Regions from separate parts of the Homo sapiens genome. Here region 2 is linked to region 1. A link is a loop called in an ENCODE intact Hi-C map of the cell type or tissue named here. Cell type or tissue: PC-3. All regions are shown on one strand. Links, peaks and the distances in the headings refer to the core of each region. The heading gives the core; the rest is flanking DNA.

Region 1 (7,982 bases), core at 1,198-6,197:
GGCTCCTTTTCTCCACAGATCCTAATTGAAAGTCAGTCTTCCTGGGGAGAGACAGGATGTCAGCATTGCTTATCCTGCCATTCCCACTCATGACCTAATGCTGAGACTAAGTTCTGGGTGAGTGTTGCCAGGAGGGTCTCTTTTCTTCCTCCAAGCCCGAACTCTCAGGGGACAGAGGCTCCACTCTGAGAGCATGGTACCAATATGATACAGGGAGCCTGAATGTCCTTGCCTTGGCTCATGGGGCAGGAGTTCTAACCCAGAGAAGCAAACCAAAAAGACCTGAGTCTGTTGCCTCCTCTCTACCTGGCACTGAGAAACAAAAACAAGGTTGTCATTCAGAGAGAAGTGAACCATATTTTCCCTGCCCTCAATCCCGCAGAGGATGGCTCAGAGATTTTCCCCAGGGGCACAATCAGGCCGTGGAAGGAAGAGCTCTGAATCCCTCCCTAGAGAACTGACTTCATTTGCAACAGAGTGTGAAGTTCAAGTCTAAGTGTGCTCTCAAAAACAGTTGTGGTTGTGGTGAAAGGCAATAGAGAGGAAATTGGTAGATTCCTTGGAGGTAAAGGCTAAATTGTAGGCATCCAGATCAGAGAGGAAGAGGTAAAACTATCTCTATTTAACATGCTTGTCTATATGGAAAATCCTAAGAAATCCACTAAAAATATATTAAAATTAATAAATGAGGCTGGGCACGGTGGCTCACGCCTATAATCCCAGCACTTTGGGAGGCCGAGGTGAGCGGATCATCTGAGCTCAGGTTTCGAGACCAGCCTGGGCAACATAGTGAAACCCCATCTCTACTAAAAATACAAAAAATTAGCCTGGCATGATGGCGCACGCCTGTGGTCCAAGCTATTTGGGGGGCTGAGGTGGGAGGATGGCTTCAGCCCAAGAGGCAGAGGTTGCAGTGAGCCGAGATCACACCACTGCACTCCAATCTGGGTGACAGAGTGAGACCTCATCTCAAAAAAAAAAAAAAAGAATTCAGCAAGATTTTAAGATAAAAGATCAATATATTAAAAATTGTGTTTCTACACATTTGCAGTGAACAAATCCAAAAATAAGATTAAGAAAACAATTCCATTTATAATTGCATCCGAAAGAATAAAACACTTAGCAATAAATTTAGTAAAAGTCCAAAACTTATTCTCCGATAATTACAAAACATTGTTGAAAGAAGTTAAATATCTAAATAGATGGAAAAACTGCTTATGTTCATGTATTAGAAGACTTAATATTGTTAGGATGACAACACTCCTCAAGTTGATAAACCGATTAAATGCAAGCCCAATTAGAATCCCAGCTGGCTGCTTTGTAGAAACTGACAGGCTGATTCTAAATTTCACATGGAATTACAAGGGGCCTCAAATAGCCAAAACAATATTGAAAAGAAGAATAAGCTTGGGGGACTCGCACTCCCAATTTCAAAACTTTAAAAGCAACAGTAATCAAGACCATGCAGTACTGGCGTAAAGATAAACATATAGATGAATGGAATAGAATTGAAAGTCCAGAAATAAGTCCATGTCTCTATGGTCAACTGATTTTCAACAAGGGTACCACGACTATTCAGAGGGGAAAGGACAGTCTTCTCAACTGCTGCTGGGACAACTGGATACCCACATATCCAGCAAAAGAATGAATGAAGTTGGATCCTTTCTTCACACCATATACAAAAAGTAACTCAAAATGAATCAAAGACCTAAATATAAGAGCTAAAATATAAAACTCAGAAGAAAACTTAGTGATAAATTTTCATAACCTCAGAATTGCCACTTACATATGACACCAAAAGCACAAGCAACAAAAGAAAAACTAAATTGAACAACATCAAAATTTAAAACTTGTGCTTCAAAAGACACTGTCAAGAAAAGGAAAGACAGGCACGGTAGTGCACACCTATAGTCTCAGCTTCTCGGGAGGGTGAGGCAGGAGGATCCCTTGAGCCCAGGAGTTCGAGGCTGCAGTAAGCTATGATCTCACCATTGCACTCCAGCCTGGGTGACAAAGTGAGATCCCATCTCTTAAAAAACAAACAACTGAAAAGATAACCCACTGAACCAGAGAAAACATTTGCAAATTATATATCTGATAAGGGACTTCTATCTAAAATACATAATGAACTCTTACAGCTTGATAATAGAAAAGACAGTTTGAAAACAGGCAAAGGATCAGAGACATTTTTCCAAAGAAGATATACAAATGGCCAACAGCCACATGAGAAAGATGTTTGACATCATCAGTCATCGGGGATGTGCACATCAAAATCACAATGAGATATCACGTCATACCCACTAGAATGGCTAGAATCAGAGTCAGGTAATAGCAAACATTGGTAAGGAGGTGGAGAAATCATACCCTCCTAATGAGAATGTCAAATGTAGCCACTGTGGAAAACACTCTGGCAGTTCCTCAAACACCTACACATTGAGTTACCATATGATCCAGCAATTCCACTCCCTGGAATATACCTAAGAGAAATGAAAGCATATGCCCCCACCAAGGCTTGTACATGAATGTTTACAGCAATTATTTAAAATAACCAAAGGGTGCAAACAACCCGTGTATACCAACTAATGAATGGATAAATGAAATGGATGCCAACTGATGAAGAGATGAACAAAAATATCCATACAACGGGATATTATTCAGGTGTAAAAAGGAATGAAGTACTGAACATGCTTCAACATGAATAAACCTTGAAAACATTATGCTAAGTGAAAGAAGCCAGTCACAAAAGACCACATATTATATGAAATGTCCAGGATAAGTAAATCTGTAGAGACAGAAAATAGAATAGTGATTGCTTTGGAGGGGAGGGTGCAAGGAGGGAGGAGAGGGAGGAAAAGGGAGTGATAACTAAGGGTAGAGGGTTCTTTTTGTGGTGATGAAAATTGATGTGGTTATCGTTGCATATATCTGTGAACGTGCATAAAATCATTGAATTGCACATTTTAAATGGGTGAAGTGTTTGGTATATGAATTATATCTCAATAAAGCTGGTTTTTAAAATGACAGCAATAATTCTCTTTGTCCTCTTCATATCTCAAAGGGTGGTTGGGAACATCAAATGAGAGGATTTATATAAAAGTACTTGGTACTCTATGCAGTGCTATACAAATGTAGCCTATTATAGTATTGAATGGGATTAATCAGCTTTTCACCAGCACCTGTCAGTACAAAACTCCGAAGCTGCCATTCCTAAAACTACCTTCGCCCCCAATTAGAATTCCTTTTCTTTAGTGGTTAAAACTCATTGACAGAGCCCAACCCTTGAAATAGTGCTGCATAATAATTGCTTATGGAATGCTTCTTACCTTCATAGCCTTTAGAAAAAAAGAAAATAACGTTTCTTTTATATGTTTTCCTAAGACTCAACTCAAGTGTGTGTAATTACCACACATACCAAGCTCCTCATTATGTCAGCCCTGGAGCCCACGTGGCCATTATAATAATTTGCTAACTGGCAATTGTTCCTTTCTTCTCACAGTCCCAACCCCAGTCTTACATTTTGGCCATTGCTCTGCCCTTCTGAACTGGGGTGAATAGCAGTGTGAAGGCAAAGGGGATGAGAATGAAATATGCTCCAAGTGGCAAGTTTGAGAGTAATATAGACAGAAGCTGGTCCTTGGCCAGGTGAGCCTATGAGTGCAACACCAACGCAGCATTTACACCTAGGACAAGGAGGGGCGGAACAAGTCCCCTATGCAAAACTGAGGCCCAGAGAGACTCAGTCACCAGGAAAAGTCACACCGCTAGTGGGTGTGGTACTAGGGCTCAAACTCTGTGTTTGGCAGCATTACTCTACACCGCCCATTGAAAAACAGGTGCCCTACGAAAGTTTCAAAATTACTGCACATCAAAGTATCTTCAAAATGTATAAAATGTTTCCTACCTCTGTTTTTCCATATGAATGCCGATCCGACAGTGCATGTTGCCCCTTTTCCCCAGAGGCATCTTTTGATTTAGCCTCAAAAACAATGGAAATCCGAATATCCATGTTTGCCGACCTTAGCTTTTGCAGAAAAATTGTGGAGTAACAGCGCCCTCGGGTAGTCACTCGCGTTTTCTCAGCCGGCCTTTGAGCGCGGAGAAGTGGGGCTAAGAATGCCGCCGCTGCCCCCTGGTGGGCTTTGGACGCCTGGGCCCTCCTTACTGAGTAAAGGGCGTCTTCCCAGGATCTGCCTGCCTATGGGCCCGCGGAGTCACCTGGGAGACCCATTCCCAGTCCTGGCCTAGGCAGATCCTGAGGCGTGGCCTCTCCCACCTCAGCTGAAACCAATTAGCTGAAACCAAAATTGGAATCAAAGCCCTTGGCAGGGGGTGTTTTAAGATCCACACACGCTGGGACCTGGGAAGGCCTGAAGGCTTCGTGGCCAGAAACCCCTGCTGCCACCTATCTCTGGGCCCAAGCCTACGTTTCCTCCCCTGGAGCAGCGGCTCTTTAGCTAAGGGATTGTTCCCTTTTTGGAAAAAAAAAAAATCACCAAGCTCTAGGGTTGAGGTATGGGTAGCAACACTCTAATTAGTTATTTATATCTTAGTGTGAAATACGTTCATCTGACCCTTACCTGGTAGCAGGTGTTTCAGGGGAAAAGAAAGAATCTAAGAATAATGAGAGCCTACAGTAGGCATGGAAGGCAAGGGGAGAGAAAGGGAGAAGAAAGGGAGGAACGGCAATGGGGAGGGGAGGACAAGGGAAGGGAAGCGAGGGGAAGTGAGGGGAGAGGAGGGAAGGAGAAAGGAAGGGAGGGAAGCAGAGGACAGAGGAGGAGAGAGGAGAGGGGTGGGGAGGAGGCCAGCTAGACCCTTCTGCAGTCTTACTCAGTCCTCATTGCCCTAGTCTAGGCTTCAAATGCGTAAAGAATTTGCAAGTGCACTCTTGTTCAATTCGCAAGACATTTCAGGGCTCCCACGGACTCCCACCATTGCTTAGTGTATTACTCTGAGTTCTCCAGAGAAACAGAACCAGAACCAATAGAAAAAATATATATCTCATATATATGAATTACTATATATGCAATATATATGACTTAATATAAGGAATTGGCTCATGGGATTATAGAGGTTGACAAGTCCCAGATCTGCCGTCAACACACTGCAGATCCAGGAGAGATGATGGTGTAAGTTCCAGTTCAAATCTGATTGCAGAGGAAGACCAATGTCTCAGCCCAAAGGCAGCCAGGCAGAGAAAGAAAATCCATCCTTACTCAGCCTCTCAGTCTATTCAGGCCTTCAACAGACAATAAAGTCCACTCACACTGGGAGTGGGAGGGCTCTGTTTTCCTCAGTCCACTCATTCACAGGTGATCTTAACCAGAAACACCCTCATAGACACACACAAAATCACCTTAATCAAGTATCTGGGCACCCCATGGCCCAGTCAAGTGCACACATGCAATTGCCCTCCCAGTTGGCAGTAGCAGCACCTGTCGGCCACGCTACCTTCTGGTTGCTTGTGCCAGGCTGCTCTCCCACTAGACAGTAGAGGCTGAGGGCAGAAACAGCCTTTTCTAGCACAAGATCCTGGTATCTAGCACAAGAACTAACACAGGAAATGGTAAGTGCTCAGGATGTTTTAAAACTGCAAAAATGGACAAATGAACAAATGCACATACCTGGGTCCAATATAAAGAAAATACAGGCCAGGCACAGTGGCTCATGCCTGTAATCTCAGCACTTTGGGAGGCCAAGGCAGGTGGATCACTTGAGGTCAGGAGTTCGAGACCAGCCTAGCAACATGGCGAAACCCTGTCTCTACTAAAAATGCAAAAAGCAGTCGGCCATGGTGGTGCACACTTGTAATCTCAGTTAGTTGGGAGGCTGAGGCAGGTGGATCACTTGAATCCGGGAGGCGGAGGTTGCAGTGAGCCGAGATTGCACCAAGCCATATAGTAGTTGTCTCATTATACATCTATGTCCTTTATAGAGGACAGTGAGCTCCTAGAGTTAGGAGCCAAGTAGGTCACTGCATCCCCAGTGCTAAGTATGATGTTTGACACATAGTTGGTGCTCAGTAAATATTTGGTGACCCAGAGATGAATAGACCCATCAGTGAGGGAGAGAATGAAGCCAGCCAGCTGTCTCCCCAGAGATGGGGCGGGCTCAGATTCTCATTTGGAGCTAACTAAGAGTTACTCTTACCTGTGGTCAGGATCAGAGACAGGCTTTTACAAACTGGTATCCTGATATTCTCTTCAAACAGATTTGAGAAACCTTTGTAAAATTCCAATCTTGCTGCCTGTCACCACAGTTATCCAGAAACTGTCAAAACCAATAGGACTCCTTGGGGGGAAAGCCAGGAAGGCTGTACAATTACTGCTGTCTGTCAGGAGACTATGACAGCACCTTGGGCCCTTCCAGGGGAGGATGAAAGTTCTGATTTCTTCCTACTGGAGGTAAAAACAAGAAAAAAAAAGTTCTGATTAGGTGGACTCTGTCACACCTAGCAAGCCTGCTGGGCTGACTGGAGAGCTGCCCTAATGCTGGGAGACAGGTTTCCAGAACAATCTGGAGCAGAGTGAAGAGATCCGGCTCGACTTAATTGTACTTACCTACTAAAAAGTCTCTGCTGCTCAGAAAATGCAAGAAAGAGAAATCTACCTTTTGGGTTTCTGTGCCTCAGTTTTGCTTGTAAAAATATTAACAATGGGCCAGGTGCGGTAGTTCATGCCTGTAATTCCAGCACTTTGGGAGGCTGAGGTGGGCAGATCATATGGTCAGAAGAGCAAGACCATCCTGGCCAACATGGTGAAACCCCGTCTCTACTAAAATACAAAAAATTAGCCAGGCGTGGTGGTGCGTGCCTGTAGTCCCAGCTACTTGGGAGGCTGAGGTAGAGGAATCGCTTGAACCCTGGAGGCAGACGTTGCAGTAAGCCAAGATCGCGCCACTGCACTCCAGCCTGGGTGACAGAGCGAGATTCTGTCTCAAAAAAATAAAATAAAATAAAATAACGAAGGCCCCACGGAGAGTCACAGGCAAGTGAAGAGAAGCTGTTGGGTAGGTACAGAGCTTTCACAGAAGCTTAGGGAGCACAGCAACCCCCAGCTCCTCAGGTGGGAGGGAAAAGCAAACCTCTGGTTAGCCAAGTTTTCTGCCAGCTCACAGAGACCGTACTGGGTAGCAATGAAGATGTGGGACCTAGAATCAGAGCTGCTCTCAAATCCTGGCTCTGTCATTTACTTGCTTGGCCCATTACTGTGGTAGCACCAAAGGGAAGCTTGGAGGGATGTTAAACAGCTGTGACCTCCATGAGTTCCCAAGCTGTCCCAAGTGATGATAATAATCATTATCGTGATGGACAGTTCTCACACTTATGTAAAGTATAAATATAACCATATGAGAATTTTTTGGTATTTTTTATCACAATCTAAGTTAATATGTGTGCTTTTCATGCAAACACAGCATCAAGGCAATTCCCTGAGCAGTGCCCCCACCACCCCGTCACCACGATAAACCCCTCCTCTATGTGAATTCTGGAGCCAACACTGACAAATCTCCATTCCTCTCTAAACCTTGGTTTTCTTCTCTGTTACAGCAATAAAGGCTAATATAGTTATTGAGTACTTTCTGTTTGCCAGGCACTGAGCCAGATGTTTTTATGTGAATTATCCCATTTAATCCTTACAACAACAGTATGAAGTAGGTCCTTACCATTCTGTGCTTCAGTTTCTCAAAAGATAGAGACAATAATACCTACCTCCTGGGATTGGAGTCGGGGCTAAAAACAGAAGATGCATGTGGGATATCTGGCCCTGGTGGTGCTCAATGGTACAGTTCTAACAGTTGTAATGATTACAGTGATGTTGGAGAGGCTGCAGGTGAGGAAGTGAAGCAGGAAGAGGAAAAAGATGAGGAAGATGAAATCATGGTTCCTGGTGGGCAGAGATGCCAGCGTATACTTAGACCCTCCCTCAAGTGCTCATCCACAGATGCTGTCCCTCCTGACCATGAGACCTGAAGTGTCTCAGCAG
Region 2 (7,982 bases), core at 1,147-6,146, 540 kb before region 1:
CACAGACCAATGAAACAGGTTAGAGAACCGAGAAATAAAGCCACACAACTACAGCTATCTGACCTTTGACAAAGCCGATAATAACAAGCAATGGGGAAAGTTTACCCTATTCAGTAGATGGTGCTGGGATAACTGGCTAGCCATATGCAGAAGATTGAAGCTGGACCCCTACCTTTTACCACATGCAAAAATCAATTTAAGATGGATTAAATGCTTAAATATAAAACCTAAAACTATAAAAACCTTAGAAGAGAACTTAGGGAATACTATTCTGGACATCAGCCCTTGCAAAGACTTCATGACAAAGATTCCAAAAGCAATTGCATCAAAAACAAAACTTGACAAATGAACCTAATTAAACTAAAGAGTTTCTGCACAGCAAAAGAAACTGTCAAAAGAGTAAACAGACAACCTAAGAACAGGAGATAGTTTTTGCAAATTATGCATCCAACAAAGGTCTAATATCCAGAATCTATAAAGAACTTAAATCAATAAGCAAAAAACAAACAAACCCATTAAAAATGGGTAAAGGACTTGAACATACACTTCTCAAAAAAAGACATACATTTGGCCATCAAGTAGATGAAAAAATGCTCAATGTTGCTAATCATTAGAGAAATGCAAATCAAAACCACAATGAGATACCATCTCATACCAGTCAGAATGGCTTTTATTAAAAAGTCAAAAAATAACATGCTGGTGAAGTTGCAGAGAAAAGTGAACACTTATACACTGCTAGTGGGAATGTAAATTAGCTCAGCCACTGTGGAAAATAGTCTGGAGATTTCTCAAAGAACTTTAAAAGAACTACCATTCAACCCAGCAGTCCCATTACTGGGTATATACCCAAAGGAATATAAACTGTTCTACCATAAAGATGCATGCGCATTTATCTTCAGCGCAGCACCATTCACAATAGCAAAGACATGGAATCAGCCTAGATCTCCATCAACAGTGGACTGGATAAAAAAAAAAGTGGTATGTATACACCATGGAATCCTATGCAGCCATAGAAAAAGAACAAGATCATGTCCTTAACCAGCAACATGGATGCAGCTGGAGGCCATTATCCTAAGCAAATTAATGTGGGAACAGAAAACCAAATACCACATGTTCTCTTTAAGTTGGAGCTAAACCTTGAGTACACATGGACACAAAGAAAGGAACAATTAACATCAGGACCTACTTGAGAGTGAAGGGTGGGAGGAGGGTGAGGACTGAAAAACTGCCTATCAGATATTATGCCAATTACCTAGGTGACAAAATTATCTGTACACCAAATCCATGTGACACATAATTTATCCACATAACAAACCTGCACATGTACCCCTTGAACCTAAAATAAAAGTTAGATAGAAAAAATAAAACATAATACTGTGGTTACTGTGGCATGCGCCTGTACTTCCAGTAACTCGAGAGGCTGAGGTGAGTGGATTGCTTGATCCTAGGAGTTCAAGTCCCGCCTGGGCAACATAGCAAGACAATGTCTCTAAATAAATAAATAAAAGTAATATACAAAAATAGGTTCCATTCTTTTTCACCAGCAATGAGCAGTTAGATATTTTTAAATGCAATTTCCAACACAATTAGCCACAAAATTAAGTACCTAGCAATACATCTAAACAAAATATTTGTAAAAATGGTGTGGAAAATTTTTGCAATTAAAGAAATTATAATCATTTATTAAAGAACTAAATAAATGGACAGTTATTTTATATTCATGATAGGAAAACTCAATATTATAAAATTATCAATCTTCTCCTATATTAATGAATACACTTAATACAATTTCAACCAAAATCCCAATGGGATTTTTAATAAAACTTGATTGATAAAAAGTGATTTAAAAATTTGTGTGGAAAACCAAAGGGCCAATATTAAGACAACTTTAAAGAATAAGTTGTGCAGAGGTGGGATGGTTGTGGAGGAGGTGGAAGAGAGAATCTGACCTATCTGATATAACTTATTATTGAAGCTAGAGTAATTAAGTTAGTTAGTGCCATACTCATTCACAAATAAACAAACAGACCAATGGAAATTGAAGATAATGTAGAATCAGATATAAGTATATTTTGAAACTTGATTTTTGATAAATTGATTATGCACTACAGATCTATAAGGAAATGAACAATTTAATAAATGATACCAGTACAATTGGTTATCCAAATGAAAAAAAAAATACTCTCCCTCACACAAATGCGCACGTGCGCGCACACACACAAACACACACCCCGCAAAATTACATTCCAATTGATTAAAGGCTTAACTGTTAAAATCAAAATCTTAAAACTCTTGGGAGAACATTTAAGATAATATTTTATGACCTTATAAGGAAAGGGGAAGCAGTAAAGATTTCTTAAAACAAAGCACTAAAAGAAACAGAAAGAAAATATTAATGACTTTGACTGCATTAAAATTGCAAACTTGTGTTAGTCCAAAGTCGTAATAAACAAGGTGAGAAAATAAGATACAAGCTGGGAGAAGAGATTTGTGATATATGGAATGAACAAAATATAAGTATGTATAAAAACATATACATGTAACTAAATAAGACAGCCCAGTAGAATAACGGGCACAAGATAGGAACCAGAAATTCACATAGAGATATAGATGTCCGATAACTTTATGAGTAGCTATACGTTTTTCCATAATAACCAATAACATAAATTGAAATGATAACATCATTCTGCACCCATTTTAAGTCTCATACGATCAAGCATTATAGGAAATATGAAGTAAGTGGAACTCTTAAACATTGCCATTGAGGATGTAAATTGGCAAAATCACTTTGGAGAACAATTTGACAATATCTGATATGCTTGAAGATGCATGTATCCTACAACCCAGCAATTCAATTCCAGGGTACATACCCTATAAAAACTCTTGACATGAGCACATAGAGACAAGTACAGAGTGTTTATTCCAGCATTGTCTGTAATAGCAAAAGAAAGCCACCAAAACATTAACCAACGGGAAAAATACTTAAGTTGTGGTTTGATAATAACATGGAATCCTGTAGCATTTTTTTAAGTAAATGAATTAAAGACACAGTAATTTCAAAACAAAAATGTGTTAAAAAGAAGTTTCAGGAGAACACATAAAGTATGATACTGCTTTTTAAAAATTTTTAAAGATACAAAATACATATTACTTGGGGATACAAATGGAGTAAAATTATTAAGAAATGTGTAGGAACAATAAAATTCAAGACAATGATTGCACCTGAGTAGGGAAAAAGGGTGATGAGTTTGGATAAGTATATGTTTAATGTGGGGCTTCAATTATATGTATATATATATGTAGATATATATATATATATATACACACACACACACACATAGACATACACATATATTGGTTCTATTTCTTAAAGTAGATGTAGGTAAACGGGCTTTCATTGTACCTTTTAACATCTTTACATGTACTTAAATATTGTGTAATACACTTTTAATAAACAGCAGAAGTTAATAACGACTAGCATATTTTGAGCTCTTCATCATAAGTCTAGTCCTTTCTAAAGTTTACATGCATTCTCTTATTTGCTCTTAGTCTTTGAAGATGTTCTTTTATACCTCTTTTATTTAACAGGAATCTGAGGCCTTTAGAAATTAAATAATCTACCTACGGCTGTATAGGTAGGTGTTAGGTGCCAGAGCCAGAATATGAAATGGGAGCAGTCTGACTTTTAAAAGCTCACACCTTTAATCTCTATGAAGATTAATCAGCCTCTTTTTGAAAGGCCTCATTAACTTCAAAGAAGTCCTCAGGTTAGTGCAACTACCATTTCTACCTCTGGATGCAGCTATAACTACAGCAATAGAGCACAACAGCTTTGGCCTCTAAATTCAGTGATTTTCTGAGGCTAGAAGAGCATTTTCTCAGGAGCATAGGGTATGAGTCATTTCCTTAGGTATCTGTTTATTCGTTCAACAAATATTTATCTAGAGCCTACATAGCACAGTGGTAAACCACAAGTTATTTCTTGTCTACATCATTTTTGCAATTTGCCAAGCTTTTGGGACACAAATTTGAGATTTCTATTTTCATTTCCAGCGAATGCAGGGAATGTTGTGATTAATTATTAGCCATTTTAGAACTTGCAACCTGGCTTACTGTGGAACTCACTTAAGCCTAACCATTGTTTACCTGAAAATTCATATAGTGCCCCACTTTTACTTAAAAAAAAGTGTATATTGAAAACTTTTAATATACTTTTAGCTACACAAAGGACAAATTGAAATGAAAATATTATTTTTAAGTTTTATATGATTACCTCCTTTTTCTCTCTGTATTTCCTTCTTTTTTTCCCACAGATCAACGAATATCTCTTTAACTCTTTCTACTCCAGTGAGATTTTGAGATTTTCTTTGACCACGTACTAGACACATTGAAATTTTCCTTGACCATGTACTAGATGTATTTTATACTCTGTACTTTCTTTCATATGTGTGTGGAGACTTCATTGGATAGGCAGAAGTCCTGTACTTTCCACAAGATGCTGAGCTCCCAGTAGCTGATAGAAATGCTGAGATGGATGCCTTTGGGTTTATACTTTTTTATTTTAGTTAAACGTGTTTTACAGCCTGTGACGTAGAAGGCATGGGTTAACTTTAATTACATTCTCTCTAATTAAAATGGGTATACTGAATCTAAGTAATGTTCCACCTAGAATAATGAACAGTGTAATTAAGACTCTCTTGGCCAGTTTGTGCATGTGAACTTTATAGCTAATAACAGCTACACCTCTAAGTCATTGTGACCTCTTTTTAAATGATACAAACCTAATAATGTGAAAATTAACCCTCATTTTTACTTCTCGTCCAATCCAATCCAGTGATTATCTGATAGAAGTATTCAAATACTCCATCTCATCTTTTCTTTAACCATTTATTTCCTTTTTTATATTGAATATTTTAGGGACCTGAAGGAATTGTGGGAATTCCAGGGCAAAGAGGTCGTCCAGGAAAAAAGGTAATTTTTTACATCTTCTTATGCAGGTTTTCTTTCTTCTGATGTGCCCAGAACTCCATAGACTGCTGTAATGTTTTTAATTTGGACTAGATAGTAAAGTAGTAAAGAATTATAAATGTTGCTTTAAAAGATACATTTATATAAATTAATATTTAATTTCAGTTAGGAGTACTTATTATCGTGATTATTTGAAGGCAAATTTTCCATTTTGTAGTTTGTAAAAAATCTTGGCTTTTCCTTCTTTCTCTTGTTTGCCAAAAATTCTTTTAGTAGACCATGGGCAAGAAGAAAGATAAAAGGAAAATACTATACCATTTGTGCTTTTCAATGACAACTTTAGTAAAGTATTTGAGGGAAGAGAATGTAACTATAATTATTTGTTGTCAATGTGTTTTTCTAAGTTGGTTTTATTTTTTCCATATATGAAGAACTACAAATCAAGAATATTTTTATTTGCTTACTTTATATTTTACTAAAAATATTTTACTAAAATCAACATTCATAGTGAGACAGTGCAAGTCTTTGTATAATAACAACCTGCACCCCTGGAAAAATAAAATAAAGCCTCTTAGCTGTTATGAATCCCAAAAATTTCCTGTCCAACTGTGTTCACAGTAGTTTTTCTTTGTATCTTCTTGTTTATCAATAATAGAACAGGTTGGTTCTCACTTAGGAAAATGAAGAATAACACAATGTTGTTTAAGAACAGCTATATTTTGGTGCTAAAGAAAGGTCAGTTTGTTGGCTGGGCGCAGTGGCTCACACCTGTAATCCCAGCACTTTGGGAGGCCGAGGTGGGCGGATCGCTTGAAGTCAGGAGATCGAAACCAGCCTGGCCAACATGGTGAAACCCTGTCTCTGCTAAAACTACAAAAATTAACTGGACGTGTTGATGGGTGCCTGTAATCCCAGCTACTTGGGAGGCTGAGGCAGGAGAATCGCTTGAATCCAGGAGGCAGAGGTTGCAGTGAACTGAGATCTTGCCACTGCATTCCAGCCTAGGTGATATAGTGAGACTTGGTCTCAAAAAAAACAACAACAAAAAAGAAAGGTCAGTGTGTCTAATAGAAAACAGAAGATAATTAGTTTTCTGAAAGATGTAAAGTGATGTAAAAATGTTGCAGATTTTTCAAGGCATACTCCAAGCCAATGAGTGATGATCCTGAATGTACAGAACTGCACACTGGAGCTCTTTTTGTATTGAACAGACCTTGTTGCATTGAAATTCTCTATAGAAACAGACTTTCCAAAGAGCTTATGATTTCTTATAGTAACAACACATACATGCATACTTACATACATATATAGCAAAATTCAAAAGTAAAAAACGGTTATTTGGATTCAACATGAGCACCAGATGCCCCCTGCTTGTTTGGTCAAAATTTTTATTTTATCTTTTTCCAAAATTACTTTTATTTTTAAAATAACTTATATAGTGATGGTATGTTATTGTTGTTAATAGTGATCTGTAATACTGTTAACCAGATAATCCTCAGGAGCTATTCAGGAATATGATATAGTTAATTAATCTAAGTATAAATTTTTTTCTTGCTTTTCTCTCTTAATAATGTCATCCACAGGGTGATAAAGGACAAATAGGACCCACAGGAGAAGTTGGAAGCAGAGGTCCTCCTGGAAAAATTGGGAAAAGTGGTCCTAAGGGTGCCAGAGGAACTAGAGGTGCTGTGGTCAGTATTTGACTTGCTTCCAGAATTGAGTCACTGTGGATGGGAAAGAAACGTATCCATGCCCTTAAAGTTTCATCCCTTGATTAGCTTTACAGACAAAGCAATAGTTCCATTGAAAATAATCTACCTCCATGGGATGTGGAGAATTGTAAGCATTCCACAGTACTTAAACGGCTTAGTGGTTTCTGGACATGAAAAAGGAAAGAGAAAAAAATGAAAATGGAAATAAAATATGAAATGAGGTTTTAAAAAGTAAGATTATAACTCCTAACCAAACTAGGAAATTTTATATGGCCAGCACTTAAAATTGGGATTTAGTATCTGTATAAAACTATGCTGTCATGGTTGACAAATTGCTTTGAAAATTAGGTTTACTTGAAATGGATTTTCTTTCTCTGGTTGGAAACAAACCTGCTTTATTTGGATATTATTTTTCTAACCAATTGTGATAAATCTAACATCTAATTTTATCTTTCATCTTTCTCAGGAACTTTGCATGATGTTAGGAACAAGTGTAGCATGATACTTATGAACTCTTATATTAGGAAAATTATATTGCGAATGTATTTAGACCTGTTCTGAAAGTCAGCATGAAAGAGATGCAAAATATTTAAAAGATTATCTAATTGAGTCTTCTGTTTCATAGGCTTTTTTACAAAATGCATGCGTATTTCCATTTAGTGTAGTCTCCATTTAAATGTCACAAGTGCTAGACTTTTCACTAAGGCTTTTTAGAGATCATTGCATAATCCATTTGTTGTCTGAGGAAAGTTTGCCTCAGGCTTATTTTCGGTATTCTATTCCTTACTGGGATCTAGGCCTTTCTTACTTTCTTTCATTTAAATTACTAGCATTTCTCTGTCTTTGACCTGTATACAAAAACATTTTATAATGTTATTAATTTTTTAATTTGACACGTTCCCAACCTACCTTCCCAAGAGGTTTCATCAAATTTGCACTCCCACCATCAACATTTCATATTACTTCTTTTGATGTTTGCCAATCTGATAAGTGAGAATGTGTATTGCATTTTTTCTATTTACACTTTCCCAATTGCACTTTTTTCTTATGGAAGTTGCCTGTTCATATATACTGCACATTAGATTGTTGCCTTTTTCTTATTGATTTGCAATCACTCCTTATATGCTTAAAATATTAATATATTTTTGTTAAATATGTTACAAAATATATTACAAATGCTTTTCTTTCTGCAATTTATCTTTTAATTTTGTATATCTTTTGCTGTATAGATCATTTTAATTTTTATATAGTCAAACTTGTCAGTCTTTTCCCTTTCAGTTTCTGTGTTTATTTTATTAGAAA

What was found. Hi-C counts contacts between places; a loop is a spot of excess contacts. Peaks named below come from ENCODE experiments on the same cell type or tissue, not always from the same donor. Only the 100,000 strongest peaks of a DNase experiment are listed, where the experiment ranks them.
Region 2: it touches region 1 in a loop (15-fold over the local background); 5 of 110 quality-filtered maps call a loop at or near these places.

The regions. Positions count from the first base shown.
Region 1 is chr1:85,304,455-85,312,436 of GRCh38, reverse strand. No RefSeq gene overlaps it. Among named protein-coding and RNA genes, the nearest start is that of BCL10, 32 kb to the right of the region's middle. RefSeq lists an enhancer at 3,751-4,251. In PC-3, for the core only: a CTCF peak has its summit at 4,090 (motif pointing left); a DNase peak (open chromatin) is centred at 4,106; H3K4me3 peaks cover 469 bases; H3K27ac peaks cover 462 bases.
Region 2 is chr1:85,846,342-85,854,323 of GRCh38, reverse strand. It overlaps COL24A1 (collagen type XXIV alpha 1 chain), which reads left to right. Exons shown (of 60, transcript NM_152890.7): 38 at 4,918-4,971; 39 at 6,552-6,659. Among named protein-coding and RNA genes, the nearest start is that of ZNHIT6, 140 kb to the right of the region's middle. In PC-3, for the core only: a CTCF peak has its summit at 3,787; a DNase peak (open chromatin) is centred at 3,933; H3K4me3 peaks cover 504 bases; H3K27ac peaks cover 2,260 bases.